7 separate regions of the Homo sapiens genome follow, and all the other regions are linked to region 2. Evidence: chromatin contacts called from ENCODE Hi-C or POLR2A ChIA-PET data. All regions are on one chromosome and are shown on one strand. Each heading gives the region's core, a stretch centred on a gene start or an enhancer-like site at or near the end of the contact. The rest is flanking DNA. Distances are from core to core; before and after follow the strand shown.

Region 1 (3,944 bases), core at 1,096-3,595, 4.2 Mb before region 2:
CCCCAAGCCCACCCAATGCTAGGACCTCCCTCAGCTGCTCAGATCCCAGTTAATCATCCAAACATGGTGGGGGGCTCTGGAGGGGTATCCTGCCACCACGCCAGCGTGGGAATGAATCTTCTCTTCCACGAGGGGTGCCACCTTGACTCAAGTGTTTCAACTCCACTCAGTCGGAAGTCACCGCGGGACTGCCACACAGTGCCTCAGCAGAGGCCACAAAGAAAGGCAGGGAAAAATGCTAAACAATTCAGCTGATACCAGAAGGGCTCTGGAAGAGAGAATGAAGGAGGGGAACACAGTGGTTCACTATAAAACAGAACCGTAAGATCAGTGCATGTGTACAGCAGGGAGAAAGAAATTGTGCTTTGGTGGAAACCTCTGCCTCATCTTGGCCACACTTTCTCACGTGCTCCTTACGGTTCATACAGACGTAGAGTATTTCTGTGCTATTAAGAGTTCGTTACACCATAAATACAATTTTCACGTGTCAACTTAAAAGTAAATTTTAAAAAAGATGAAGGAGGATGATTGGCGGAAAGTGTCTAAAAAGACTCCTCATGGTGGCGATACTGGGGAGAGGTGGGCAGCACTGGTCTCAACTCTCCAGGACACGCTCAGTGACCGGTGATGGCTCCGTACACTGTAGATGCCAGAGACACTTCCCCAGAGTCACTCGAATTCCGTCCTGTCCCCGAGGCTCTGTGGCCGCTCACCCCCCACCAGGCCTCCAACCAAGCTTCAATGAACCCAGTCAATTAGTGCTACTTTGACTTCTTGAACCTAGTTCCAACGTCTGCTTAGTTCTATCACTGAGGGAATTAAACGAATCTGTAACACGTGTTAAGTATGAAAGTCATATTACAAAAATTCTTTTTCTCCCCCAATTTTTTTTTTATCGTGGTAAAATCCACAGAACAGAAACTGGACACACCTGTTAGCGCACAGCCAGTGGGATTAAATGCACTCGGGGCCTTCCCAGTTGGCCAAGGGGCTGGTGTGAGGCAAAGGCACCTCCGATCAGGTCACAGGGAACCCCACGGGAGGCCCAGCGGATGGCCTGGCTCAGGGACCCCACGCCCACGCCCCAATGTCTGCAGGAGTGGCCTGGGCAACTCCTGCCGTGTCTGGGCCCATGGGAAACGGGTGCAAATCTGCGGTCTCCTTCAAACTGTCCAGTGGGCGACTGCGACCTCGCTTCCGAGGTGGAGGGTGGTATAGACGAAGGGAAACGGGGGGCAGCCTGGCCCGCAGACTGGGTCCTGGCCCTCCTTCCGAGCAGGAGGTGGCTTCGGAACCGGCCACCCGCCCGCGGCACCGACGCCTCCCCCGGTTCCCGGGAGGGACCCCTGCGGGGCCGCCAGCTCCAGCGCTTCCGCGGACAGCACGCGCCCTCCCCACCGAGCCTGCGAGGAAGGCGCTCCGCCTTCCACTTTCTCGGGAGCGAGCCCCAGCTCTCGGGACGCAGTCCACACGCGCTAGCCCAGCACGAACCGGCCTCGGGCAGGGCCGCACCCACCCCCGGGACCAGCCCGCGCCCCGCACCCCGCCTCCCGGCGCCCGCCCTGGACAGGTGCCTCCTGCCCTCCCGGGACCCCCGCACCGGGACACCGCGCGCCTCCCGCCCTCCCCGCGGGCGTAGGAGCCTGAGGCGGCGGCCCGGGGACGCGGCCAACCTGGGAGAGAGCGGGGGCGGGGGCCGGCTGGGGAAGGGGCCGCCCGGAGGCGGAGGGGTCGTCGCGGGAGCCTGGAAGCCCGCGGGGCCGGGCCGGGGCGGCGGGGCGGGTCGGAGGCGCTGGCCGGGGCGACGGCCACCCACCTCCTTGTCCGGGACCCACTGCGGCTCCTCCAGGCCGAACGGGCTTCCGAAGGCGCGGTGTTCGGGCACCATGCGCAGGCCGCTCGGGGAGCGCACCAGCTTCTTGGCGTCGCGGCGCGCGGACACCTCGGAGGACATGACGCCGCCTCAGCCTCTCGGCCAGCGGCCCCGCACCCGGCCCCTCGCCCAGCCCGGGGCACCGCCCGCCCCGCCCCGGTCCGCGCGCGGCTGACAGCGCCGGCGTCCAATCGCCAAGCCCGCCACGGAGCGCGGACTAATCGGAGCTTGAACTCCGCCCCATCGCTGCCCTCTCCAATCCGTGTAAGGGCACCGCCCCTGCAACCCTGAGGTCGATCACCAATCGGCGGCGAGGGCTGGCCCGGGTACGCTCCGCCCCTCTCAGGGAGATTGAGACTTTGGATTGGTTAGTTAGTCAGTCACGTTAGCGCCGCTTCGTCTCTGATTGGTGTAGCCCACTCAGGGTGCTAGGCGCCTATTGGAGGAGAAGGCCGAGAGGAGCAGGACGGCGGGAAGAGGAGTGCGGAACCCGCGGGAGGTGAGGCCCGCCGAGCCGGGCTGCGAGCCGGGCTGCGAGCCGGGCGGCAGCGGGGTCGGAGGTCGTGGGCGGCAGCGGGCGTGAGGGGTGAGGCAGGGTCAAGGGGCGGGGGCGGCCGCGGGTCTCCATTGCCCGAGCCTGTGGGAGCAGGCGGGCCTGGGGCTGCAGCACTCACCCCGGGAGCCCCGCCGCAGCTCGGGTAGCGTTCAGGCACCTCGCCGGGGCCGGGCCGCGTGCGTTCGGAGCGGGGAAGGCGGTCTCCGGGGCCCCCGGTGCGCGCGGGGAGGCGTCCGCTCAGGGGAGGCCGAGGTGGGCCCGCGGCTGCGCCCCCGGCCTTCGATGCCTTCGCTCGTCCGCCTGGGACCGCGCTGGCTTCGCATCGAAGTGGGAGAGGTCTGAACAGTTATTTTAATACTTTGATTTGGAAAGAAAATCCTTTAGGCCGGGCGCGGTGGCTCACGCCTGTAATCCGAGCACTTTGGGAGGCCGAGGCGGGCGGATCACGAGGTCAGGAGTTCAAGACCAGCCTGGCCAACATGGTGAAACCCCGTCTCTACTAAAAATACAAAAATTAGCTGGGTGTGGTGGCACGTGCCTGTAATCCCAGCTGCTTGGGAGGCTGAGGCAGGAGAATTGTTTGAACCAGGACCCGGGAGGCGGAGGTTGCAGTGAGCCGAGATCACATTACTGCACTCCAGCCTGGGCTACAGAAAAAGACTCCATCTCAGAAAGCACACAAAAAAAAGAAGAAAATGTTTGTTCATCCTGCCTTTAATTCCTTATTACAAGGCGTGAATTTTTATTGTTTTTTTTGAGACAGTCTGGCTCTGTCATCCGGGGTGGAGTGCAGTGGCGTCTTCACAGCTAGGCACAACCTCGACCTCCCAGGCTCTCAAGTAGCTGGGACCGCAAGCGCCACTACACTGGCCAGCTATTTTTCTTTTTTTTTTTTTTTTTCGGTAGAGAGTAGGTCTTGCTGTGTTGCCCAGGCTGGTCTTGAACTCCTGGGCTCAGGCGACCTTGGCCGCCTTGGCCTCCCACGGTGCTGGGATGACAGGCATCAGCAGTGTTGAAGCCTGTGAGGTGGGGTCCCTGTGGCTGACTCTGCCCTCTCCTGGGGCCATTGGCAGTGCAGGGGTCCTTGTGTGTGGAGGAAATAAGGAGATGATCAAAGTATGATTCCACGAATCACACGGTTTATTGTCAAAGAAGATTTGTTCTCGGGTTCACAGTGCTCAGAGGGGAGGAGAGGGGAGGAGGTGAAGACACCTGGCAGGGAAGCAGGGCCTCCATGGATGGGGTGCATTCACGGCAGGGAGGTGAGTGGCAGAACGGCCAGGGTCCGGTTGCTCTGCTGGGATGGAGCGGGCCCCTGGAGAGTGAGATCTGGTGAGAGTTCGAGGTTTGCCTTGGTAGCAGTGGAGAGCGTGAGAGCGGGAGCTCTCTGAGAAGCTGGGACCGAGGTCCAGCTCCCAGGCCAGCAGCGTATAGCTTGCCTCAAAGCATCTGCACAACCTTCAAGCTGATGTCTGTTTTTGCAGTCCAGCAGTCAGGGTCAGTAACTCACATAAG
Region 2 (3,673 bases), core at 862-3,361:
GGAGCGCAGTCACCCGATCACGGCTCACTGCAGCCTTGATCTCTCAGACTCAAGTGATCCTCCTGCCTCAGTCTCCCAAGTAGCTACTACAGGCATGCACCTCCACATCTGGCTAATTTTTTGATTTTTTTTTTGTAGTGGTGAGGTCTCACTATGTTGCCCAGGATGGTCTTGAACTCCTGAGCTTGTGTGATCCTCCAGCTTTGGCCTCCCACAGTACTGGTATTATAAGCGTGAGCCACCACCTCTGGCCTCACCTGGCCTTTTCTCACTGAAGCTCTGCTGGCTTCAGGGAATCAGCTCTCCTTTCCCAAGTACTCATAAACTTGTTGGCTCTTCCAACAAGATTCTAAAACAGATTATTAATAGGTTCCTAGTAGCCAAGAGCCATCGAATGGTTCTATGTGAAAACAGACATTTACCAGATTCTAGTCTTCTATCATTAACTGTACTTTTAGGATTTTTCAAAATCTAAGAATAACGATTTTATAAAGTCATCTGCAAATACTCTGGTATACAATTTACCTGAGCTTAAAAATATGATCACTCTGTAATCTCCTCAATTACCTTGAATTTAATTCCTCTAGATTTTTTTGTCCTTATCCAATTTTAAAGAAAACAAGCAGAAAACACTGTCCTCCCTTTCAGACACTCAGCAGAGTCACTGCTTTCAAATATAATGTCCTGAAATGAACTAGCCCATTTTATAGGCCACAGCTATGACCAATTTTTCTTTATGACATTCAATTTTAGAAACAGCATTTAAAATTTAAGAACCTCATTAACAACTCGAATAGTTTTTATTGCTTGTTAGTGCAAACTACATTTTCAAAATGGAACAAATTTAAACAGGATTTGCCCAGAAATCAACTAATATGCTTGAATAATGCATCACAATATAATCGAAATGAGATAAAAGAGGGAAAAAAACCCTAAAAGACACCAGCGGTGGTCACTCTGAATAAGACAATCTTGGATAATTATTATATTCATAGTCAAGATTATTTAACAGGTAAGCATCCTAAGGGCACTTTAATCCAAATGTCTATCAATACTACTACCACTACCATCATCCATCCATTCTTTCATTCAGCAATACAGAGGGCTTATTAAACGTCAGGCAGTGTTCTAGGCGCTGAAAGCTCCTCGCTTTCATTCTAGCAACATCATTCATACAAACCTTTAGCGGGCACCTACAACTGCAAGGCATTGTGCTAGGTATCTGTAAACAGCGATTTAGATCGAGATACACAAACATCACCAAGTTTCTCTTAAAAACACAGAAGACCACCCTTAAGAAATGCTCTTAGAAATAGTTCCTAACCTCAGATGACTTAGCGAAAGCTCCGTTTAACTGGCAGTCTAAATTTAGGGAGCATTACCGAGCCTATCTTGGGCAGACAATCGTTTAGGAGCTGTCACATAACCTCTAGACTTACGCTCCAATTTTCTAAAGAACAATTTCTCTCATAACAAACCAAATCAACCACCAGGAGCGGGTCCGTAAAGACGATGTCTGGGCAAGAACGAAATCTAATCCCGGAAGTGCCTTTTCCTCATCTTAGCCGCACCCTCGTTACGTGGCTCTCCAAAACTCCAAAGTCGGAGTACCCTAGACATGGAACAACCTCCAAAAAGTTTCAGGCCTAGCCAAGGTTGGGACTAATACGCCGCGAAATAATCGGGGAGATATGAGAAGTCTGTGGCTGTGAGACTGTGCGCGGTTAACACCGCTGCCCCTTTTGCCCAACCCCTAGAAAGTTCCCCAACTCTGACTGCCCCCCAGTGCGAGGGCCGCTACCAGTTCTAGGGTGAGTCCGGCCTCCCTGCCCCGCCCCGGCGCCTCAGACCCTCTCTACACGCCCGCCCCACAACCCCGCGTCGCCCGCAAAGTTCAATGTGTACCGGAGGTTAGCGGAGGGAGGCAGAATCCGGAAAGAGAGACTCCGCCAGTGGATAGCGGCGGTTGGCCATAACCTACTCCGACCTCCAGATACGCGGGAGGTGGGCGGCGCTGCCCTCAGTCGGTGGGTCACTCACCCCTCGCTTCAGGCAAGCCCCTCAGCGACGTCTCTCCTTGCCGACTGCGGCCATCTTGTATATGGAATGTCGGGGACCTACGTCATCACGCTGCGTCCTGAGACGCCACCAAGCGACCGGAGGGGCGGAGAGAGTAGGATGCCTGTCAACCAATGGGAAGAAAGCAGAGCTCTCAAAAGAGGAACGAGCCGCCGCTCTCCTCCCCGCCCGCCCCGCGGGTCAGTGGCTGCTGCTTACAGAGGGAGGAGCCAGCCACAGGGCCCATCCCGTCGGTCCCGCCCCTCGGGGCGAAAAGGCATTCTGGAGCAACCGAACCTGCTAACGGAACTTGGGCGCGTAGGCGGGGCCCGGGTCGAGATTCGTCCAATCAAAGCTCTGGCGGGGGCGAACGCAGCCAGTTGCGACATCGTGGTTGGCGGCGGCTGAGCCGGCCGCTCTTGCCCCCGGGAGCTGCCAGCCCACTGGCTGGGGAGGACCCCGAACGGAACGCCGGCTGGGTGGCGGGGCGGGGCCGCGCCCATGCGTCCGAAGCGTGGGCCAATGAACGGCGGCGGCTGCGGCCCGGGGGCGGGGTCCGGGGCGGGAGGAGAAGCGTTGGGCCGCGGTCGCGGGGCCGTCTCAGGCTGCCGTCCCGCCCCTCCCGTCCGGCCGCCGCCGCCGCCACCGCCGCCACCGCCTGGGGGTTGGTTGAGGCGGACGGCGGGGTCCGGGCCGGAGTACGTCGTTCCCGCTGCGCTAGGGGAAGCGGGCAGGTGAGTGCTGGCGGCGGTCTCTGCGCCCGCGCGGCCCGCGGGGGAAACTCGCGCCGCGTCTCCGAGCTCTGCGAGGCCGTCCCTCGCCCTGGCCAGCGCCCCTCGGCCGAAGTCCGGCCCGCGCCCCCGCCAGGGTCCCCGCCGGCCGCTGTGGCCCCGGGGCTTGAAGGGGCAGGTGTGCGCTCGGGGGCCAGGGCGAGGAGGGCCCGGCGGGGTCGGAGGGCGCCGGTCGGCCTCTGCCCGGGCGCCCTGCGGGGCGAGAGGCGCGCGCTCGCCGCTGCCCTGTCCCCTCTGGCGCCCACGCTCCCGGGCCCCGCGCCACCCGGTCTCGAGGTGGTGCCAGGTGCAGGCAGCGCTCTCCCCGAGCTTGCCCCGCTGTCCCCGGCCCTCGCGCCTGCTCTCGGGTGGGGCCCGGGCCCCTCGCGCTAGTCGGCTCGGCTCTGCGCGCGGCCGGGTCGCGCTCCCATTTCCTTCCTTCCTCCCGTCACCCCGCTGCTCGGGGAAGGCTGTGCGGTTTTATGTTCCTCTCTGCGAGTTCTCGGTGCCCACCAGGGTGCCCGGGGACCAGCCCCCGCCTCCTCCCGCGCCGTCCAGTTAGGAAGACGGACGTAGGAAATAGGTCGTCTTTCTTCCCACGCGCCCCTGGCCGTGCTCCACACGCGCAGTGCCCTACTAGGGAGAGGCAATTCGGTGCTTTAGAGTTTGTCATTCCGGCGTTAACTCTTCCTCCTCGTGGCTCCAGCCCGGCGATGCAACTCTTGTCTTTTCCCGGTCTCCACTTGGGAAAAGGAGCTGACAGTGACGCGCGCCCCTGGCTGCGGGGCTCACCCCTGCCCGGCCGGTGTTGGGAGGAGGGCATTTCAGTGTTGCAAAGGCATTCG
Region 3 (3,641 bases), core at 930-3,429, 4.0 Mb before region 2:
CATCATTTTCAACTCAAATGTCCCCTCCTCAGAGAGGTCTTCCCTGCCTGGCCTAGCTGGAGAGTCCCCACTCTGGGTACCCCTCAGACACGCAGCCCTGTCTCACAGGCTTCACAGCAACCAGCGGCACTGAGATGCTCACCTAGGCTGTGTCCCCCTCCTCGAGGGCAGGAACCTGGTCTCTCTAGTTCACGGTTCCTAGGAGGGGACCTGGCATATCTGAGGAGGCCAGGAGAAGGTGCTGCTTGATTGAGCTCTCTCGCGAGAGTGGGGCAGGGGCGGAGAGGCCAGCACCCACCACAGGATGCACAGGAGCAGCAGCTGATGGAGTTGGCTAAGTCCTGCTCTCCACCCCTCCCACCCAGACACCCCAGGGAGGGACATGGTGACCTGCAGCCCTCAGAAAGCCAGCATGGCAGTGCTAGGCACTCTTCGTGAACCTGGACCCTAGCTCTCCTGCCCGGGAGGAACACGCCACCAACAACCTAGATGCATCAGCGCCTGGGGCCAATCTTGGCTTCAATCGCCACACTGGGCGGCCCCAGCACCTGTATATGTGCAGGGGTTCCCACAGCCCAGGCCCTGGACTCAACAATGGTGCTCACATTCATTGGTAGCAGGTGAGGATCTGATCATGGATGAGGATGGGGAAGGCTCCCCACCTACAGTGAGCTCCTCGGGGTAGCCCTGGCCTCTTTCCAGAAGGGGCAACTCTCTCTGCTTCACCATCAGCACGGAGGACTAGAGGTTGACGGTCAGTACCTAGGACAGCGCCAAGCATCAAGCTGGCCACGCCCCACCAAGGCAAGCAGGACCCTCACTAGAGCACCAGTCCTCCCCAGCTCCTCCTGGTCCATTTCCCACCACCTCTCACTCCAGTTACAGCACCAGCCTCCTAACGGGCTTCTCTGCCTCCACCTTCACTCCCTGCTGTCAGCATCCCGGAAAGATGTGAAAATAGAAACTGAGGAGCCACATGTGTCTGTAGGAAGGGCAGGCTGGAGGCTCTGACCTCCACCTTTGTGTCAATTTCTGCGTTAAACTGAGGCAGCCTGAGGAACTCACCAGACTCACAGACCACAGAGCCGGGCCGAAGCTCCAACATCATGGTGATGAGGGCGATGTCTGTGGAGTAGAGGATCTGCGTGCGGTGCGGCAGGTTCAGCGTCCAGAGCTCGGGCGTGGGGTGCAGCACATACACCCAGCCACCTCGGCCGCACGTCACCTTGGAGCCGAAGGGGCGGCCGATAAGGTCAACTGAGTGCCGCAGGACACCATGCCGGGTCTGGGTCTGTGCCCCACGCTGCACACGCACCGCCACCATTGCACCATGGCCCAGTGACAGGATGGCCGTGTCACCCTCCTTGATCAGCTCCTCGTATGCCACGAAGCTCATGGTGCTAATGTCTGGCAAGGGCCAAGGACCTGGGGAGGGGTGTGTGTAGGCATGAGCAAGTCAGGAGGCAGGATGAGGGCCTAGGGTCTAGGTAGAAGGCTTCGAGGCCTACATCCCAGCAGTGGGCATGGGCGGGGTGTGGCTAGCTCAGCCTCAGTCTCTGCCACTGCCTGACAGGGAGCCCAATAGCGCTGCACTCTGGCCTGGCCTCTGAAGCCTTTCTTGGTCTAGGACAAGAGACAGGGACTATGAGCCTAAATCAGAGATGAAAAGACTGAGGCTTGGCAATGGCGGAGTTCGGTCCCAAGGATTCCCGGAGTGAGGACCCGACCCTCCCATCACCCTTCTCCAGGAGCTTGACTCCCATTCCCAAGATGTGAGATGAGGAAGCGCCTTTGCGAGGTGTCCACCGGCGGGGGAGAGGCAAATGGTCAATGAGGTCACCTCCAAGCCAGGCTTGATTCCTCACCCCAGTCTCCCCCACGGGGGCTAGGTGGCAGGGTATGACAGAGGATTCAGGGCTCCCCAGTAAGGGGCTGGGGACGCGGAGCTGGCCGTCCACGCAAACACCGCCCAGCCGATGCAGAGGCAACAAGGGGCCAGGCCGGGCCGGCGGGGGCCGCCCATGCGAGGCTGGAGGGACAGGCCCTGCGCGCCGTGCCCGGCCCGGGTCACCCTCACCCGCGCCCTGCCACCCTGTACCCCGCGGAGTCTCACCTGCGACGCTCCTGCTGCCGGGGCTCCACACGTGCCTCCGCGACGCGCGGCGGCGGCGGCCACAACACTTCCGGCTCCGCGCCCGCTGATGACGTCGCGCCCCGCCTCCGCCTCCCCCTCCCCCCCTCCGCGCACGGGATCCTGGGAGCGCCAGGCTGCCCTTCCCGCCCCTCCCAGAGGACGTTTCCTGGGCGACTTCTTCCCTCATGTGAGCTGCTCTGTTTACATTTGCTGGTCGCTGGAAGATCGAAAGACTGGACAAAATCCATATGGCGGCCGGCCGGCGCGGTGGCTCTCGCCTGTGATCCCGCGCTTTGGGAGGCCGAGGCGGGAGGTTCTTCTGAGCTGAAGAGTTCGAGACCAGCCCGGGAAACGTAGTGAGACCCCCACCATCTCTACAAATAATAACAAACAAACAAAAGGTCCCCCCGCCCCGCCGGCCGCGGGTTGCCGTCGCACCCAGGCACATTTGAAGGGCGGCAGGAGCCAAGGCCTGGCTGTCACTGCTGTCCCGGACCCCTTTGACGGCCCCTGGGGGTTCACCAGAGGGCTGGCCCGTGGCTCACTGCCCAGTCCTCTATGAGGACACTTCGCCATAGACATTTTGTTATTGCAGACTGCTCTGGGAACACCCCTGACTGGGCCCTAAAATGAATTCCAGAAAAGGAATCGCAGGTCAAGGGGCGGTTCTAAAAGGCTTGGGCTAGGGTCAGCCAGAGCTCTGTGCAGCAGATGGGGGCCTGGAAAAGTCTGCAGAAGTGGCCTTCCGCCCAGGCCCTGCCTCCCCCGACGGGGGCACGTTGTCCTGAGTGCAGAGCTGCTTCTAGGAGGGAGTAGGGGTCCTGTGTCCCCTCCTGCGAACCAAGGCATAATGAGAACTGGATGACTTGGGCCCACTTTTGGGTCTGGTGAGCAGCCTGGGCAGGAGACTGGAGGAGGTGCTGCTGGAGGATGGGCAGAACAGGGAAGCGGGAGTGGCGTTCTGTCTCAGCAACACCATTCCCAGCTGGCTCCTCTGTGGAGTGTGTGTGCAGGGGAGCGGGGGCAGGGGACACGGATTTTCTTCCTCCAGCTCTTAGCTCTCAGGACCAGAGCTTGGAGAGGAACAGAGACCCCCCTACCCAGCCTAGGGTTTAGCCTGCGCCCGAACCCAAGCCAGTTAGCAATGACCCTAGGGCACCCTCCCCAGTCACTCAGCCACTCCAGCCTGGTAAGATGAGGTGGCCAGGCTCCTGCAGAGCGAGCTCCCCTCTGGAGCCCTGGCAGCCTGTAGAGCACTCTCAACTCTCTCGCCTCTGGGGCAGGCCAGGCCAGGCTGTTTGTGGCCCTTGCATTGGCTTCTCAGGGTCCATCATGGAAACCTAGGGGTCCAACCTCAGCCCCTCTGTGTCCCTGCCCTAGCTGCGGCTGAGAGCCCCCAGGAGTAAGCTGGTGAGAGGCCTTCCATGGCCTCCCACTCTCTGTGGGCTCCTGTCCCTGTGGGGCCACCACGCTGGCCACCAGCTGCCTCTACTTCTGCCTTACAGCC
Region 4 (4,115 bases), core at 454-2,953, 3.9 Mb before region 2:
ACATTTCGTGCCAGCAATTACCTCATAACACTTTTAATGAAAGGCCAGTGAAGTTTCTTTACAAATTATTTACTAGATGTTTTACAGAATATAGTCAACAACTAGATTGAAACACTTTTGAACCCAGTGTTAGAGGAGAACAGAGTTAGAAAACGAACAGAGTCAAACGTTTCTTCAATGGAATTTCTACTACAAGTTCTCATTCTCTAGCAATGCTGTTCCTGGCATTTTGTAGTTTCACATGAACAAAATCAAAGGTTCCTTTTATAAAACCATAGCCTGTGAGCGCTGAAAGGGACCTAAGAGCTCATCTAAGCCAATCTCTTTTTAGGAAGGAGGACAGCGAAGCCCCCAGCGGGTGTCCCTCAGCTAGGCAGTGAGTGGCAGAGCAGAGCTTCACTATACATCTGCTTTTCAAAATGTTTAACCAACTCCTTCAAAAAAGATTTGTATGGAAAGGAAACTGCCTTAATAAAGGCTGCGCGCTAGTGTTTTGGAATTCCTAAGGGGACCGCAAAGATCCCTCAGTGGACACTTAGTGACTGTGATTAAATTTAGTTCCAGACCATCTTAAAGAACGAGACCGCCCACTTGACCCAATCGATTACTCTTAATCAGCACCGGTAACATATGTTATTAATGTGACAGTCTCTCAAGAACTGCCTGACCAAGTTAAAAGCAGAGTTCGGCTAAAATAAGCACTGACCACTGCAGTGATCTGACACACACGTTTGCACAATCCATTGCGCGGCAACCTGGCCTCTCAAAGCACCGATCCGTAACGCTGCAACTCCTGGGCTTTATTAACCGACTAGACTGCCGGCATAATCGATGTACTTCGCAGACCCGCCCGCGAACAGCGGGACACGGCAGACTTCTGGAGGAAACGGTCCGACCTGGCTGCCTCCTGGGTGACTACGGCCTGCCCTCTATTTCCAGAGCGTTCGGCTGGGGGGAACACCCGACTGCAAGGCACTGCCCGAGGAGCACGAATGCCACCCCGAAGGTCCGCCAACTACAACGCCCAGGTTACTTACGTTTTCAGTGTCTCGTTCATTCACCGTTGGCAATGGGGTCCTAGTGGACATTTTACTGCACTTTAATTCTGCACAATGCGAGGGTCAAAACAAAACAGCACAGCCCTAGGAGGCCGGCGACCAGCGTCCTCGAGTCCACGGCAGTTCCGAAAAGGCGCCGTGGGGAGGGCGGCTCCCTTCCCCCTACGGCCGTCTAGATCCCGGGCCTGGCCCGGGCCGTCCCCCGGCGGGTCCCGGGGCTCATTCTCTCCCTGCCTCGGCGGCCGAGGCGAGGAGACCGGGAGGGCGGCAGTGGCGGAGCCGAGCCTGCGGGCGGCGGGCTGCGCTTCGGCCCGCCGGCGTCCCCTTGCCTCAGGGCGCCCCGCGATCCTGGGCCCCCTCACCTCCTTCTCCACTCCCTCCCGTCGCACCGCGAATTTCAGCTCGCGGGCCTCCACACAGCGCCGCCGGCGGCGCCTGAAAACGAGGAGGCGGAGGAGGATGTGAAGGAAGTGGAGCGCAAGACAGGCCGCCGCGGGCTGTGGGCGCCGACCATGGAGCGGGCTGCGGAGGAGGCGCCTGCGCCCGACTGCTTCTCCCTCTCTAGCGAGCTTGCTGCCTCAGCCTCCGCCCTGCTGGCCGCCGCTGCCGCCGCCGCACCCCGGCACCTCAGAGCCTCACGGAGCCAAGATGGCCGCCCCTCGGCTTCCTCTGCTGCCTCCGGCTGCCGGAAGTGACGACAGGCCGCCACCCGGAGTCCCGCCAATCAGCATGGCCTGAGAAAGCCGGCCCGGCTGTTGTTGCTAGGGGCGACTTGGTCCAGACCTCGCCGCGGGGGCGGTGCAGAGGGCTGGATAGTGCTGGTCGGGTCTCCGCTGACTCCCGCGGGCTGCGGGTTCCTCCTGTCCCGAGCGCGCCGGCAACCGCGAAAGAGCCGAGAAACGGCTCTGGGCGACAGCCAGAGCCCTCCCGCTGAGTTGGCATTTACACACTACAGGCCTGGGTTGGCTGGATTACAGATCGAGAGCCTATTGTGCGCAAAAGTTGCGGTTGCATCCCTGGGACTGCGCTGCACCGAATGGAGCCCCAGCATTAATTAATGACAGGGCCGGGGCTACGGGAAGGCGCCGGGCTCTTGCATCCTTAACTGTGACCCGGGAGTCAGGTTCTCGCCAACAAACCTTCCCGTCTCCGGATCTGAGCAGCTGCGGGCTGGGCGCGGACCCTGAGGGCAGCAGGCGCCTCTTGCCCTCAAGGAGCTGGTGGTCAGACGGGTGACAGACCCGGACCCAGCTAAATGCCATCCGGATGGAAGAGTGCAATAACGAGGGTGGCACAAAGGGGATGGGTTTGGGGGCGAAATGAATCTGTAGAGGACCCCAGGGACCAGCTTCCAAATGCCTGTAGGGGGTTTATAAGCAGGCTTTTCTTACAGTCAGTGCGTTGCTGCTGGAAGACTGGAAGCATCTCTGGGTGCCAGCCTCGGGCCAGGCTCGGTAGATGCCTGCAGGCTGGAACACTGGAAATGCTACCTGACCTGGAAGCCTTCCTTGCCCATTCACCTCTTCACGTGCTCGGTGCCTCTACTCAGCTCCTGGCCAGCGGTGGATGGAATCCATGGGTGCAGGGTCCGAAGAGGGAGAGTAGTGTGAGATGGGGGTGACACGAACTGTTACCGAGAGTCGAGTCTACCTTGTGGGTTCATGACATTTGTTACCTCATTTAGCCTCAGGGTAACCCTATGAGATGGGCAGACACACATGCGATCCGAAGTCTAGACAGGTACAGTGACTTGGCTAAAGTACACAGGTTGGTTAGCGACAGAGCTGGGATTCTAACCTAGCTCCCAAAGCTTGGATAATAGGTAAGCCCTTGTAGTGGGGGGCTATGTCATGCTTGCTTTCCCTTTGGTCCGTTGGCATCCCAACTCTCTTGCTATGTTTGAGACATTTCTTGCTCCACGAAATATATGTTTGTTGTTGTTGTTGTTGTTGTTGTTGTTTTGGGACGGAGTTTCGCTCTGTCGCCCAGGCTGGAGTGCAGTGGCGCGATCTCCACTCACTGCAAGCTCCACCTCCCGGGTTCACGCCATTCTCCTGCCTCAGCCTCCCGAGTAGCTGGGACTGCAGGTGCCCACCACCATGCCTGGCTAATTTTTTTTGTATTTTTAGTAGAGATGCGGTTTCACCGTCTTAGCCAGGATGGTCTCGATCTCCTGACCTTGTGATCTGCCCGTCTCGGCCTCCCAAAGTGCTGGGATTACAGGCGTGAGCCACTGCGCTCGGCCAAATATATGTATCTTTAAACGCCAGATTCACTCCCAGAGAGGCCAGAGGCTCCCAATGTTAAAACACCTGAGGACTAAGGTAACACTCAGGGCTCCCATCTAACCCTCAGAGAGGAGTGGTCAGGGGGCCAAGAGTGGTTCTATTTAAAATGTGAATAGGGGCCGGGCGCGGTGGTTCACGCCTGTAATCCTAACACTTTGGGAGGCCGAGGTGGGCGGATTGCCTGAGCTCAGGAGTTTCAGACCAGCCTGGCCAACATGGTGAAACCCCATCTCTGCTAAAATACAAAAAATTAACCAAGCACGGTGGTGTGTGCCTGTAGTCCCAGCTACTAAGGAGGCTGAGGTGAGAGAATCTCTTGAACCTGGGAGGCAGAGTTGAAGTGAGCGAAGATCAGCCCACTGCACTCCAGCCTGAGCAACAGAGCAAGACTGCGTCTCAAAAAACAAAATAAAGTAAAATAAAATGTGAATAGGGAGACGGCATGCACATCTGTAATCCCAGCTACTTGGGGGCCTGAGGTGGGAGGGTCACTTGAGCCCAGGAGTTGGAGACCAGCCTGGGCAACAGAGTGAGACCTTGTCTCTACAAAAACTTAAAAAAAAAAAAAAGGCAGAAGGATGATGCCCACTGCACTCCTGCCTGGGAGACAGAGCAAGAACATGCCTCAGAAATAAATAAATAAGTAAATAAATAAATAAAGTTATTCTCTTTCTCCTTCTGGCCAAGAGGAGTTAGTGGAATTCCATTAGTTAAATGTGTGCTTCACACACTTCAACTGCAATGTTGGTTATGATAAGACGGGGTGAGC
Region 5 (3,690 bases), core at 431-2,930, 4.1 Mb before region 2:
ACAGAACTGAGCTAGCCACTTGGGTGTCTGGTTGGCAAGTTGCCCTGGTAACTCCTTGTTTAAATTGTAAACTAGATAGACCTTCAAAGCTACAATTATGAAAGTGTACTAACAGCCACAGCCCAACAGAAATGAAAATGTACAAGCAAGTACATTTGCAATTTTTAATTAGCTTTTTTTTTTTTGAGATGAAGTCTCCCTCTGTCGCCAGGCTGGAGTGCAGTGGCGCGATCTCGACTCACAGCAACCTCCGTCTCCCGGGTTCAAGCGATTTTCCTGCCTCATCCTCCCGAGTAGCTGGGTCTACAGGCGCGCGCCACTATGCCCAGCTAATTTCTGTATTTTTAGCAGAGACGTTTCACCATGTTGGGCAGGATGGTCTCACCTCTTGATTTCGTGATCCGCTTGCCTCGGCCTCCCAAAGTGCTGGGATTACAAGCGTGAGCCACGGAGCCCGTCCAATTTTTAATTAACACTTTTTTAATACTTCTTTAATTATTGTTTAAACCAAGTTTTCCAGCCTCCTTCATTAGCCTGTTTGGTATTTGCATGCTTTGCTTGAATATTTTATCTCCAGCCCATTCCACACCGTTAGTCAACATTTTCATCTGACAGACGGAATCAAGGCCTAGGCCTCCCTTAAACAAAACATCCCTCCCAAAAGTACCACTTATAAAAATTGCTTGCCACAGACATTCTTGCTACAGACATTCTTTGCGGATCTTTGGCCAGTAACATGCATATACCCACACATAGTTTGCAAATAACAACTATTCAACGTGAAGTGCTACAAAAGTACGATGATAAAGTGCTCGCCGCTTGAAGAAAAGCACTAATAATTGTAACAAAGCCAAAACACACACACACACAACGAAAAAAAACGCACGGTAAGCCAAGAGCTCTTTAAAAATAAAAAATAATCATTCTCGGGAACAAATAAGGTAGGTACAAACTTGCCAGGTGACTCTGTTACGCTTAAAGGTTCTGGCTGTCAACAGTCCCCGGCGTGGTGGCGGCGGCACCCTCAGTCCCATCCGACTGAGGGCGTTGATGCGGGAGCCTCGGGGCTGCGGGACTGTTCGGGATAGGACGCGAGAGCACCTGGACAAAGGCCTGAGGCGGCTGTGCAGAACAGGGAGTGGCCCCGAGGCCCGGGTTTGTCTTCCCTTCCGGTCACCCCTCCCGGCCCAATGTCCCCAGGCCCCTGCTTACCCCGCTGGGCGCCGTATCCCTGCGCTCGGCGCCGCGCTCCGGAGCGAGTTGACAGCCGCGGCAGGCGAAGGCGCGGCAGAGAGGGGGGAGAAAGGTCTTCTTCCCCGCCCGCAAGACCACCATGGCCCCACGCCCCCTGGCTCCCGCGGCGCACGGCAGCATTGCGACGGCGCGAGGGGCCGCTTTACGGCAGGGTCGCGAAGCCCGAGGAAGCGCGGCGGCGCGGCCGACCGTGCGCTTTCCCAGCGGTGCGACGGGGTGAGGGGGCGGCGGGCGGCGCGGGCTGACCCGGGCGGCCGCTCCTTGGTCGCGGTCACTCCAGGCTGCCTCGCTGCGCCGCTGGCGGTGGGCGTGGCGCTGCCGGCGGCTAGGCGCGGACGCCGGAGGAGGTGTCCCCGGGTTTAGGGGTGTTCGGCCAGGGGCGGGGCTGCCGGGCCCGGGCGACTGCCGGAGCTGCGGAAGTCGTGGAAGCGTCGGCGACGCATCGCGCGATGGCGCGGGCGGGACAGGTGAGCGAAGCGCGGCTTGTAGCCTTTTCCCTCTCTCGGGGGGACGAGTGGGGCACCACCTCCGCGCGGGGCTCCCCGCTGGGCCACCCCTTCGCCAGCGCCCAGCCCCGTGCGGCCTGTCGGATCAGGCAGGGCAGAGTCGGTCTCGGCGCTGTCCCCGCCCCTGGGGTCGGAAGCGACCGGGGCTGGCCGGGCCTGGTCTCTGGTGTCTCCGGCCGGGCCTCGGTTCCCCTCCTCCCCCGGCTTCCCCCGGCCGGGCCGAGCTCCCCTCGCGCGCCCATTGTGAGGTCACGTCCTGCAGGCGCGCCCTGGCACCCGGGCCAAGACGCCCGGAGCGGCTGCTGCAGCCAGTAGCGGCCCCTTCACCGGCTGCCCCGCTCAGACCTAGTCGGGAGGGGTGCGAGGCATGCAGCTGGGGGCCCAGCTCCGGTGCCGCACCCCGTAAAGGGCTGATCTTCCACCTCGCCACCTCAGCCACGGGACGCCAAGACCGCATCCAATTCAGACTTCTTTTGGGTAAAGGGCCAAGAGGGAAGGGCGAGGCGGGGAGGAAGCAGCTCGGGCCGCCTTCCCTCCGTGGCCTCCAGGACATCCGCCGGGGATAGATTATGCGTTTCCATTGGTTACCCACCTTGAGCGAGCCGTTTGATAGAAACCAAGAGCTTGAAACGTGCATTAGGCCATTGTGGACTCCCAGTGGGAGGCGAGTGAATGAATTATTCATAGTTACCACGTTTTCGCGGGTTGTTTTTTTTTGAGAGAGTGGAGCATGTTGGGGGCTGAGGAGGTGTTGGGCCTCGAAAGCCCAAGGTGGTGCCCTTCAGCGCTGTCCCGGTCGCTCTTCTTTACCTGTGGGGTTTTAATCTCTTCAGGGAGACTTCTGTGAGGGAAGATGTGTGAGGAGCTAAAAGGGTGGGGAGGGGAAGTGCACAAAGGGATGGAGAGAAACGAAGAAGCGGGGACCTTGGGGATGTCTGAGAGCCACTGGTTTTTGTTCTGGTTCTTTCTTTTGCTTAGAGTTTCTGGAAACTAGGCATAGCTGTGTGGCGGGGCGGGGTACTGTTAGTGTTCGGAAGGTTACAAGAGCTACTGTTTCACCTTTCATAAAGGTGCCCTGCTGGTTCCAAATAGTTTGTGTCGCGTACGGTGACTCACACCTTAATCCCAGCACTTTGGGAGGCGGAGGCGGGCGGATCGTCTGAGACCAGCCTGGGCAATATAGTGAGACCTGTCTCTACTAAAAATAACATTAGCTGGGCGTAGTGGTGTACGACTGTAGACCCAGCTACTGGGGAGGCTGAGGTGGGATGACTGCTCAGAAGTATACCTTTTTAAAATGAGAATTTTAGAATGACTTAATATACCATTAGTGTTCTGCAGAAGCCTTGTGCTGTAGTAAGTTATCATTCTTGTCGTCTTTTAGTGCTTGTGAAACTGAACACAACAAAAGTATGGATATGGGAAACCAACATCCTTCTATTAGTAGGCTTCAGGAAATCCAAAAGGAAGTAAAAAGTGTAGAACAGCAAGTTATCGGCTTCAGTGGTCTGTCAGATGACAAGAATTACAAGAAACTGGAGAGGATTCTAACAAAACAGCTTTTTGAAATAGACTCTGTAGATACTGAAGGAAAAGGAGATATTCAGCAAGCTAGGAAGCGGGCAGCACAGGAGACAGAACGTCTTCTCAAAGAGTTGGAGCAGAATGCAAACCACCCACACCGGATTGAAATACAGAACATTTTTGAGGAAGCCCAGTCCCTCGTGAGAGAGAAAATTGTGCCATTTTATAATGGAGGCAACTGCGTAACTGATGAGTTTGAAGAAGGCATCCAAGATATCATTCTGAGGCTGACACATGTTAAAACTGGAGGAAAAATCTCCTTGCGGAAAGCAAGGTATCACACTTTAACCAAAATCTGTGCGGTGCAAGAGATAATCGAAGACTGCATGAAAAAGCAGCCTTCCCT
Region 6 (4,118 bases), core at 1,217-3,716, 3.8 Mb after region 2:
CAGGGATAAAAATAAGCCCTTCTTATTTCAGCTACATTGGCAGGCTTTCTGTTGCCTGCTGCTGAAACTCCTATCTGATGCACAGTGGCTGCCTGGTCCCCACAACTCCCTGATTTCTGCAAGACCAGGCCAGACACCAAGAACCTCCCATTCTGTCTCCATGCCAGAGGTCTGTGCCTAGTTGGTGCACTTCTGAATGCAATTAAAAAGCTTGTTTGAGGCCAGGTGCGGTGGCTCGTGCCTGTAATCCCAGCACTTTGGGAGGCCGAAGCAGGTGGATCACTTGGTCAGGAGTTCAAGACCAGCCTGGCCAACATGGTGAAACCTCGTCTCTACTAAAAATACAAAAATTAGCCTGGCATGGTGGTGGGCACCTGTAATCCCAGCTACTTGGGAGGCTGAGGCAGAAGAATCACTTGAACCCGGGAGGTGAAGGCTGCAGTGAGCCGAGATCGCGCCACTGCATTCCAGCCTGAGTGACAGAGCAAGACTCAGTCTCAAAAAAAAAAAAAAAAATGTGTTTGGTGCTCAGCCCAAATGTGGGACAGTCTGTTTCTATTTTATTTTCTCTCAATTGATTCCTTGTGAAAAGTTCTTAACCTGCTCTTTTAAAATACTCTGTGTCACCTCTCCCAAACAGCACAATCCAACAAGGTGCTGACACTGTTCCAAATTGCTGTCCACTTAAGATTAAAGTCCAAAAAGAAAGGGAGAAAATAAATCACAAGACATGAAACTGGCCTCACCACTGCTGTCCCCTCTTTGGCTCCACACACACTCTCAGACTTTCTGTTTCTGATTGCAGGTGTGTAGCTGGAAGGTGAACTGAGATAGCATGAAAACAGGTGGCATGGGCTGCAGAAAGAGCACTGGGGCAGGAAACCTGGATCCTGCGCTGCTCGGATGCACTTGGCTGTGTGACCTTGGACTTGGCCATCCACTCTCTGGGCTTCGGTTTTCTCCTGTGTTCAGGGAATTCTCACTAAGTCCTCTTCCCATTCTGCTCCTCTGTGAGTTGAGTGAGGATCTTTCTCTTTAATTTCAGCCTCCATCTTGTAAACCAAGAAGTATCTGAGACAGGTCTCAATCGATTTAGAGATTTGTTGTGCCAAGGTTAAGGACATGTCTGGAAGTAAAAAGACACGAAATCACAGAAACAGTCGCTAGTCTGTGCCTTTCTCCAAAGATGATTTTGAGGGCTTTGATATTTAAAGTGGAAAAGTAGGCTGGAGAGGAGAAAGGCAGTGTATGGTCACATGACTGAATCCACATGTTGCAAAGGAAACGGAGTAGGTAGGGGATAGTCAATTACGTATTTGTCTCATGCTCAATAAATCAGCAGTTTACGTAAGATAAGGTGAACATACAGTAGCTACCTGTGGAGCTATTTAACCTTTTATCTGTAGCTATCTACTTAGGAGCAAAAGGAAAGTCAGCTTCTTGCATGACTCAGCTTTTGGCTTTTTTTTTTTTTTTTTTTTTTTGCCTTTTTGGCATAGTGAACTGGGTTCTGAAGTTTTAGTTTTCCTTTCAGAACCTGCAGCTGCAGCTGTGTCCCATGAGTGTGGTAAGGCTTAGGGTGTTTTTGGAGATGAGCAGACCCAAGTTTTAATTCCAACTATGATGCCCAAATGCTAAGTTAATGTTGGACAAGTATTTAACCAATCTGATCTTCAGTTTGTCATCTGTGAATGCGGAACAATAATAATAATAATACCTTCTTTTGATAATTAGAGATAATGCATATGAGATATAAGCACAGAGCAGATGTTCCATGGCTGGTAAATATTCTCCCTCTTCCTCTTTGTGTGGTTGTCTGCTTGCTGTGTGTCTATGGAAGTCAGATGAGCATTTGCCCAGAGGTTGGTAGATGGAGCCCACAAGCTCATAAGAATAAAATAACTAGAATGGAAACAGAAAATTAGATGTTCCATATGTTGTAACTCATTTTTGGCTGGAAATTATAGAGACCTTGGTTGGGAGTGTCATTAGATACTTGGAAAGGATGGGCGATGATTAGCACAGGTGGCTGGAGATGAACTCCCTGAACCGGCCCTGACATCTTGTTAGAGAGAGAAAAGCTCACATAGGTGTGAGCCTAGAATTTCAGTTAATATGCATTTATTCTGTATCTTGTCATCACAAAGTTGAGTTTCGCAGTCTGCTAAGAAGAGCAAAGAACTTCCCAATAATATTGAAAGGTAATAGTCCTAAGGACCTTGAAAAGCTACATTTGTTAAGGAGTTTACTGTAGAATAGCATGCTTGTTCAGTAAAAGTGAAAAACCACCTTTGTCACAGGTGGTTGATTTCACCGGACAGCGCTGGCGATCATTAACCCACCATGACCTCCCACATTCGCCTTCAGTCACCTCCACCTGTTTTTGCCGGATGCAAAGTATCTGTTTGATGCCAGATAAGTATTTGTTTTGCAAATAAGAATAATGTGGCCGGACGCGGTGGCTTACGCCTGTAATCCCAACGCTTTGGGAGGCCAAGGCAGATCACCTGAGGTCAACAGTTCGAGACCAGCCTGGCCTACATGGCAAAACCCTGTCTCTACTAAAAATACAAAAAAGTTAGCTGGAGATGGTGGTGCACACCTGTAATCCCAGCCACTTGGGAGGCTGAGACAGGAGAATCGCTTGAACCCAGGAGGCAGAAGTTGCAGTGAACCGAAATGGTGCTACTGCACTCCAGCCTGGGTGACAGAGTGAGACCACATCTAAAAAAAAAAAAAAAAAAAAAAAAGTTTAAGTTCTAGATCTACAGATGATCCTGGATCGCCCACATAGGCCCTAAATGTCATCACAAATGTCCTTATAAGAGGGACAGAGGGACATCTGACTGCAGAAAAGGAAAGGCAACGTGAAGACGAAAGCAGAGGGAGATCTGAGGATGCTACACTACTGGCTTGGAAGAGAAGCAAGGGGGACGAAGGGCCAAGGAATGCAGCTCTCCAAGCTAGAAAAGTTCAGGAAGCAGATTCTCCCCTAAAGCCTCAGGAGAGAGCACAGCCCTACCTTGGTTTCAGCCCAGTGAAACTCGTTCTGCACCTTTGACCTCCAGAACTACCAGACAATGTTTGAAGGCACTCAGTTTGTGGGATTTGTTACAGCAGCCCTAGGAAGCTGACATCCCTGTTAAGGCTCAGCGTTGTTCCCAGACAGGGGACTGAGAGCAGGATCCATCCAGCGCTGCTCAGATCTTGCTGTTACCTTCAGGAGGTCCCAGGGAAGAGTTTGGAAAAGGGGAGGCTTTGGGTGTGGAATAGTTAAGTGACTTGTCATACAACCACACCAGAGGACGCTGTGTGGGTGTTAAAAATGACATCCCACAGAGCTTGGATGATGCAGGGAAATGCTTAGGATATAATGCCAAACAAAAAGAACAAGGAGGGAGTATACGTAGTAGAATTGGGCTGTGCTAAAAAGGGGGGCAAGTCCGGTCTGAGAGCAAACAAAACAAAATATTGCAAAATGTACCCAAGGGCTATCTCTGGCTGGGGGGACTCTGGCGACGGCTGTTTACATTGTACTCTTCTGTGTAGGGTCTCCTTTAGGAGGGCTCAGGGCTGCAGAGCAGCAGCCGCTAAGTGAGCAAGTTATAGCCAGAAGATTTTCAAATGTCAGCAGATTGGGAGCTCTGAGATAACATCGGAGACCTCCCAGCTGCTGCTGGAACCCTCAGGGTTGGACCATGGGAGGGGAGGAGGGGGAAGGAGAGAGTGTTGGAAGAACTAAGGAGGCAAGTTACAGACAATAATCTGCCAGCAGACAGGTTTTCTAACCCACCTTGCCTGTGGCTGCGGCACTGTTCTCTTTTTGCTGAGGGAAGTGGGGGATACGAGATGTTCGCCTTTCCCATTATCTAGGTCTCTGAATTATTGGGAAACACACATCTAGGCAAACAGCAGGCTCATTTTAGCGAGCACTATTTCACACTGCTGCCAGCTGGGGCTGGATGGGGCTGGCAGGCATGGCAGCCTCCCTGTCTCCAGACCTGGGCTGAGACTATGCCACTGATCCCAGGCTGGAAGGTGACTTCTATCTCCAAAAGAGCTGATCCTAGTTATCTTGTTCTCCACGTGGTTTGGACATGAAGAAGCCCAGGACTGGA
Region 7 (4,096 bases), core at 856-3,355, 3.9 Mb before region 2:
TCATGAGATCCATTGACAATGTAACGGTCATTCTTAACATCAAACTGGGTCTGTGCTCCCAGCTCACAACCAAAATATTTGGTGGGATCTATTTGAATGAAAAAGGAGTTTGGATCGTTACAGTTAACTAGATCTCTGGCTACTCACTCACATTTGTACGAACACCACTTTTTTTTTTTTTTTGAGACAAGAGTCTCACTCTGTCACCCAGGCTGGAGTGCAACGGCGTGGTCTCAGCTCACTGCAACCTCCGTTTCCGGGGTTCAAGCGATTCTCCCCCTTCAGCCTCCCAAGTAGCTGGGACTACAAGCGCATGCCACCACGCCTGGCTAATTTTTGTATTAGTAGTAGACTCAGGATTTCACTATGTTGGCTAGGCTGGTCTAGAACTCCTGACCTCGCGATCCGCTTGCCTCAGCCTTCCAAAGTGCTGGGGGTTACAGGTGTGAGCCAACGCGCCCAGCCATCCACTCTTTAAATGCGTTCCCCTGGTAGTTTTGTAAACTCATGGCAACCAATAAACCACGGTTCCTCACTTAACTTGTAAGGTAATTAGCTAGCATACAATTAGAACAAGTTTTGCAGCTCAAAGACTTTGAAGACTCTATCCATAATATGCCCTGTGGACTTTTCCAAGCTTTACTTACACGTTGGAGGCCGATTAAGCGCCTTTGCAACGTCAACCATGTTGACTATAACTGTCTTGATTCCATTGCCTTTGCCCTCAACCTAAAGGAAATAAGAATTTTAGTTGTGCAGTTTCCCCTGACAAATGCAAACTTCAAAATTCTACAAAAAGAGCTATCAACTAAATTGAAGAGCAGTTTATTACCTTGGCAATCAGACGGGGCATCTTGTAGCGATAGAACTGGTCTGACACGCTGCGGTTGACATTGACAGACATTTTGGCTTATTAGTGGCTTTATCAATAAGATGAAGAGATCTTTGATTGCAACTTTTTGGTATCTTCTGTCTGGAGAAGAAGGGATGACATAAACGACTGCAAGAGTTCTCGGTCTCTGACATGAAAAAATTTTCGCCACTGAGGCTGTAAGCTTCTTGCTTGTATGCTATGTTTCCCCAATACAGGTACCAATGGCTGCGCAACAGCTCTGAAAGAAAAAGGGAAAGAACACACAAAAATCCCCCCAGGTTTAACATCATCGCTGGATGGAAACGCCTCCTTTTTACATCCTAGTTATGCTTCTGCTTAACTCCACCTTAAAAAGCATCTGAGATCACATGCAAACAGCCATTCTCATGTAACACAGTACAATCTGCGGGAACATAAAAAGGCCTCCATTTCGACTAAGCTGTGACTGGTAGGGAAATGCCTGACAAGAAAACACAAGCTGTGCTGCCTCAGCCGCCGTGAGATTCCATCAGACCGAGGGCAATCAGCAGGTTTGCCTCTGCGGCCATCCTGGAAGTGCTGAAGAACGAACCCGAGCCCTCTCCGCCGCCCACCCCGCCTGGATAAGCAAACTTCTCAGGCACACCCCCGTTCGTCTTCATTTTTAAGGGCAACCTAGGGAACTGTTCTCTACAACTAATCGTTGCTTCGGCAACCATGGCTTACTTCAAAGCAGCACTTCCTTAAACGCAGCGCTCGCCCACAATTTGCCATTAAGCAAGAGAGCGCGAGCGAACGCCAGGCTCGCCCCGGCCTCCCTTTTCCTCGCTATTCAAATACTCGGTTAACCTTCGCCCTGGTCCCCATGGCTACCGCGCTCCGAGGCGTTTCCGCGGGGGCTGGCGAACCGGGCAGCTCCGCGAAGGAGGGGGGCGCGCGACCGGGGCGTCTGGCCCCATCCCCAGCGCGTCCCCCGAGAGCCGGCGGCCCCGGAGGGTGCACAGCCGGGAAGCGACACACGGCCGAGGGGTGCCGGGATCGGGCCGCCCCCGCCCCAGAGCGCGCGATGACTCACAAATGCAGCAGCTGAAGCCTGAGTCAGCCCGAGCGGCGGGCACGCGCGACGCGCTCCCGCCATGCCGGGGAGGGGGCGAGGCCGGGCCGGGGAGCGCGCGGGGAGGGGGCGGCCGGCGCCCGGGCCCGCGCCCGCCCGCCGTCCGCCCAAACTGCGCCACACGCCGCGGCGGGGTCACGCGGCGGCCGCCGCCATCTTGTGCGGCCGCCATCTCCTGGCCCGCCGCGCCCGCGACTCACCGTTTTCGTCAAATAAAGACATAAACCCAACGCTGCTCGCCCGGGACTGGGATGAAGTGAGGCGCGATATAAACCCGAGTCCGAGTCCGAGGAGGCGGAGGCGAAGCGCAGCGAGGAGCGGCCGGGCCAGGTGCCGCCGCCGAGCAGCGGGGAGGGGCTGTCCCAGCGACGTCCGCGGTCCACACCCGTCAGCGCCGGAGCTGGGCGACCTGGCGCGGAGAGACGGCGCCGTGAGCCGTGGGCGGTCGGGGAGTGCACCTTCCCCGCCAGCCAGCGGCCCGAGGGGTCGAGGGGGCGGGAAGCACCGGGCAGGGGGCCGCCCCTTCACCGGACTCACCTCTGGAATGTTCTCGCTCTGACTGAACAACGCCGCCGCCGCGCTCAAGCTACCCTCGGCCCCAGCGTCCGCCCCCCGCGTCAGGCCTCACTGCCCATTGGCTGGAGGCCTGCCACAGCTCGCTCGTCATTGGTTCGCTTGCGACGTCAATCGCATCTTTCCGCGCCCCTTCTGCTTCCTGAGGCTCAACTCGCGGCCTCGGCCCGCCTCCAGCCCCGGTCTCGCTTCCTTCCTCTCCCCTCCCCCCGCCTTTCCCAGAGGTCTTCGCGGCGCAGCCCTTGGGTCTCGCGAGACCCGGAGTGGCCCTGGTGGCGGGGCCGGGGTACCGGGGGCCGTTCTTTGTCGGTTTGGGCCTTGAGGGGGAGATGGTGGTTGGTCCCCTCCCTCGCCGGGTCTGGGACAGGCCGCGGCGTCATGGCGACTCCCGGGACGCAGGAGCCATCGTCCTCGAAACTGCTTTCGAGGCCGTGTTTTTGCGGCTGCCACCTTCGGGGAGAGGAACCCGACCGCGTTCTCCCCGCAGCGGGCGCTCATCTCCCTTTCCCGTTCTCCCGGGACGCCCGACTCCGGGCCTCGAGGAATGAGTTGTTTTTCCACCTTAAGCCCCAGGCCTGGGTCTTTCATCCCAGGGACGTCTTCTGTTTCGGACTCGGGGTGGATTGGCCGCTGGCGGAACGAGTCCGTGACTCGCCAGTGACCGCCCAGGGCGGTCGCGAGGCCGCGCCGCCTCGGTGTCGGCCCGCAACCCAGCCTGCGCGCTTAGCTCAGCGCGTCGCCTCCCGTTTTCGGAAGAGGAGGCCCTTAATTGGTTTGGAATCCTGGGGCCTCCTGAAGGCGCTTCGTGGTGGGTTCCCACCTTCTGGTGAAGGCCTCCCTGCTCTCCCAGGGTTGAAAAGCGCTATCCTTCGTGCTTCTCTTGTCACCTTTCTCCTAGTGGGCATCACGTCGAGTCCACCCCCTCTAGTTTATGACTTGTGAATTCTTTGATAAGCAAATCGTAGCCCAGAGCAGGCATTTATAATGAGATTCCAATGTATTCCGTTGAAAATTACTATTATTTAGGCCGGTCGCGGTGGCTCACGTCTGTAATCCCAGCACTTTGGGAGGCTGAGGTGGGCGGATCACCTGAGGTCGGGAATTTGAGACCAGCCTGGCCAATATGGTGGAACCCTGTCTCTACTAAAAATACAAAAAATTAGCTGGGCGTGGTGGCTCGCTTGTAATCCCAGCTACTCGGGAGGCTGAGGCAGGAGAATCCTTGAACCCGGGAGGCACAGGTTACAGTGAGCCGAGATCACACCACTGCACTCCAGCCTGGACAACAGAGCGAGACTGTCTCCAAAAAAAAAAAAAAAGAAAATTTTTATTATTTAGAGAGAGGCTCTCATATTTTAGTTCTGTTGAAACTCTCCCATTCTTTCTGAAACTTGGATTTTTTTTGTGAAAACTTGAGTCTTAAAAACACATCCATAGTTCACCCTGAAGTTTGAAGACCTCACTTGACTGATGGAGCGAGAGCCCCGCTAACCTGCACTCTGGTCTCTAAGGTGCAGTCATCGAGAAGTCCTGAGCGGCCGTGCAGGTTTCCCGAT

The links. A loop is a pair of places that touch in the nucleus more often than their neighbours do. ChIA-PET counts read pairs that join two places held with the same protein, here RNA polymerase II (POLR2A). Pooled maps may share reads with other maps.
Region 1: a pooled map shows a loop between it and region 2 (14-fold over the local background). The contact joins the promoter of XRCC3 here to the promoter of CCNK in region 2. A Hi-C loop is called at or near these places in 9 of 50 pooled maps.
Region 3: a pooled map shows a loop between it and region 2 (22-fold over the local background). The contact joins the promoter of TRMT61A here to the promoter of CCNK in region 2. A Hi-C loop is called at or near these places in 4 of 50 pooled maps.
Region 4: a loop to region 2 is called in a pooled map, with 15 times the contacts of the local background. The contact joins the promoter of MARK3 here to the promoter of CCNK in region 2. A Hi-C loop is called at or near these places in 1 of 37 single-sample maps with no recorded cell type and 5 of 50 pooled maps. POLR2A ChIA-PET finds 5 or more read pairs at or near these places in 1 of 52 experiments (activated CD8-positive, alpha-beta memory T cell).
Region 5: a pooled map shows a loop between it and region 2 (13-fold over the local background). The contact joins the promoter of BAG5 here to the promoter of CCNK in region 2. A Hi-C loop is called at or near these places in 5 of 50 pooled maps.
Region 6: a loop to region 2 is called in a pooled map of posterior vena cava, with 11 times the contacts of the local background. The contact joins the enhancer-like site here to the promoter of CCNK in region 2. A Hi-C loop is called at or near these places in 1 of 37 single-sample maps with no recorded cell type and 4 of 50 pooled maps.
Region 7: a loop to region 2 is called in a map of ascending aorta, with 18 times the contacts of the local background. The contact joins the promoter of EIF5-DT here to the promoter of CCNK in region 2. A Hi-C loop is called at or near these places in 1 of 168 maps with a recorded cell type or tissue (ascending aorta) and 9 of 50 pooled maps. POLR2A ChIA-PET finds 5 or more read pairs at or near these places in 1 of 52 experiments (CD4-positive, alpha-beta T cell).

The regions. Positions count from the first base shown.
Region 1 is chr14:103,713,852-103,717,795 of GRCh38, reverse strand. XRCC3 (X-ray repair cross complementing 3) reads left to right here and starts at 2,345. Exons shown (of 10, transcript NM_005432.4): 1 at 2,345-2,372. ZFYVE21 (zinc finger FYVE-type containing 21) reads right to left here and starts at 1,986. Exons shown (of 7, transcript NM_024071.4): 1 at 1,817-1,986. The coding sequence starts at 1,954. RefSeq lists silencers at 1,173-1,252, 1,313-1,382, 1,483-1,562, 1,753-2,322, 2,403-2,662 and an enhancer at 2,859-3,544.
Region 2 is chr14:99,479,847-99,483,519 of GRCh38, reverse strand. It overlaps CCNK (cyclin K), which reads right to left and starts at 2,111. Exons shown (of 11, transcript NM_001099402.2): 1 at 2,041-2,111. SETD3 (SET domain containing 3, actin N3(tau)-histidine methyltransferase) reads left to right here and starts at 2,661. Exons shown (of 13, transcript NM_032233.3): 1 at 2,661-2,792. RefSeq lists enhancers at 1,851-2,220, 3,029-3,530 and silencers at 2,411-2,870, 2,981-3,180.
Region 3 is chr14:103,527,734-103,531,374 of GRCh38, reverse strand. It overlaps TRMT61A (tRNA methyltransferase 61A), which reads right to left and starts at 2,179. Exons shown (of 4, transcript NM_152307.3): 1 at 2,114-2,179; 2 at 1,066-1,425. The coding sequence starts at 1,396. RefSeq lists silencers at 2,023-2,192, 2,203-2,252.
Region 4 is chr14:103,383,003-103,387,117 of GRCh38, reverse strand. It overlaps MARK3 (microtubule affinity regulating kinase 3), which reads right to left and starts at 1,703. Exons shown (of 18, transcript NM_001128918.3): 1 at 1,038-1,703. The coding sequence starts at 1,088. RefSeq lists enhancers at 767-956, 897-1,886, 1,887-2,878 and a silencer at 1,237-1,426.
Region 5 is chr14:103,560,647-103,564,336 of GRCh38, reverse strand. It overlaps BAG5 (BAG cochaperone 5), which reads left to right and starts at 1,680. Exons shown (of 2, transcript NM_001015048.3): 1 at 1,680-1,721; 2 at 3,145-3,690. The coding sequence starts at 3,173. COA8 (cytochrome c oxidase assembly factor 8) reads right to left here and starts at 1,377. Exons shown (of 5, transcript NM_001370595.2): 1 at 1,213-1,377. The coding sequence starts at 1,335. RefSeq lists a silencer at 1,423-2,072 and enhancers at 2,413-2,462, 2,562-3,075.
Region 6 is chr14:95,660,264-95,664,381 of GRCh38, reverse strand. TCL6 (T cell leukemia/lymphoma 6) reads right to left here. Exons shown (of 8, transcript NR_028288.2): 4 at 1,718-1,902. Among named protein-coding and RNA genes, the nearest start is that of TCL6, 10 kb to the right of the region's middle. RefSeq lists an enhancer at 1,032-1,111. Within about 2 kb of position 2,466, at least 6 of the 41 ENCODE cell types and tissues checked have a DNase peak (open chromatin) inside an H3K27ac peak, as active enhancers do.
Region 7 is chr14:103,332,669-103,336,764 of GRCh38, reverse strand. EIF5-DT (EIF5 divergent transcript) reads left to right here and starts at 2,105. Exons shown (of 1, transcript NR_158216.2): 1 at 2,105-4,096. It overlaps EIF5 (eukaryotic translation initiation factor 5), which reads right to left and starts at 2,528. Exons shown (of 12, transcript NM_001969.5): 1 at 2,505-2,528; 2 at 2,168-2,376; 3 at 833-1,112; 4 at 648-729; 5 at 1-88. The coding sequence starts at 904. RefSeq lists silencers at 1,673-1,912, 2,023-2,072, 2,213-2,632 and an enhancer at 2,953-3,072.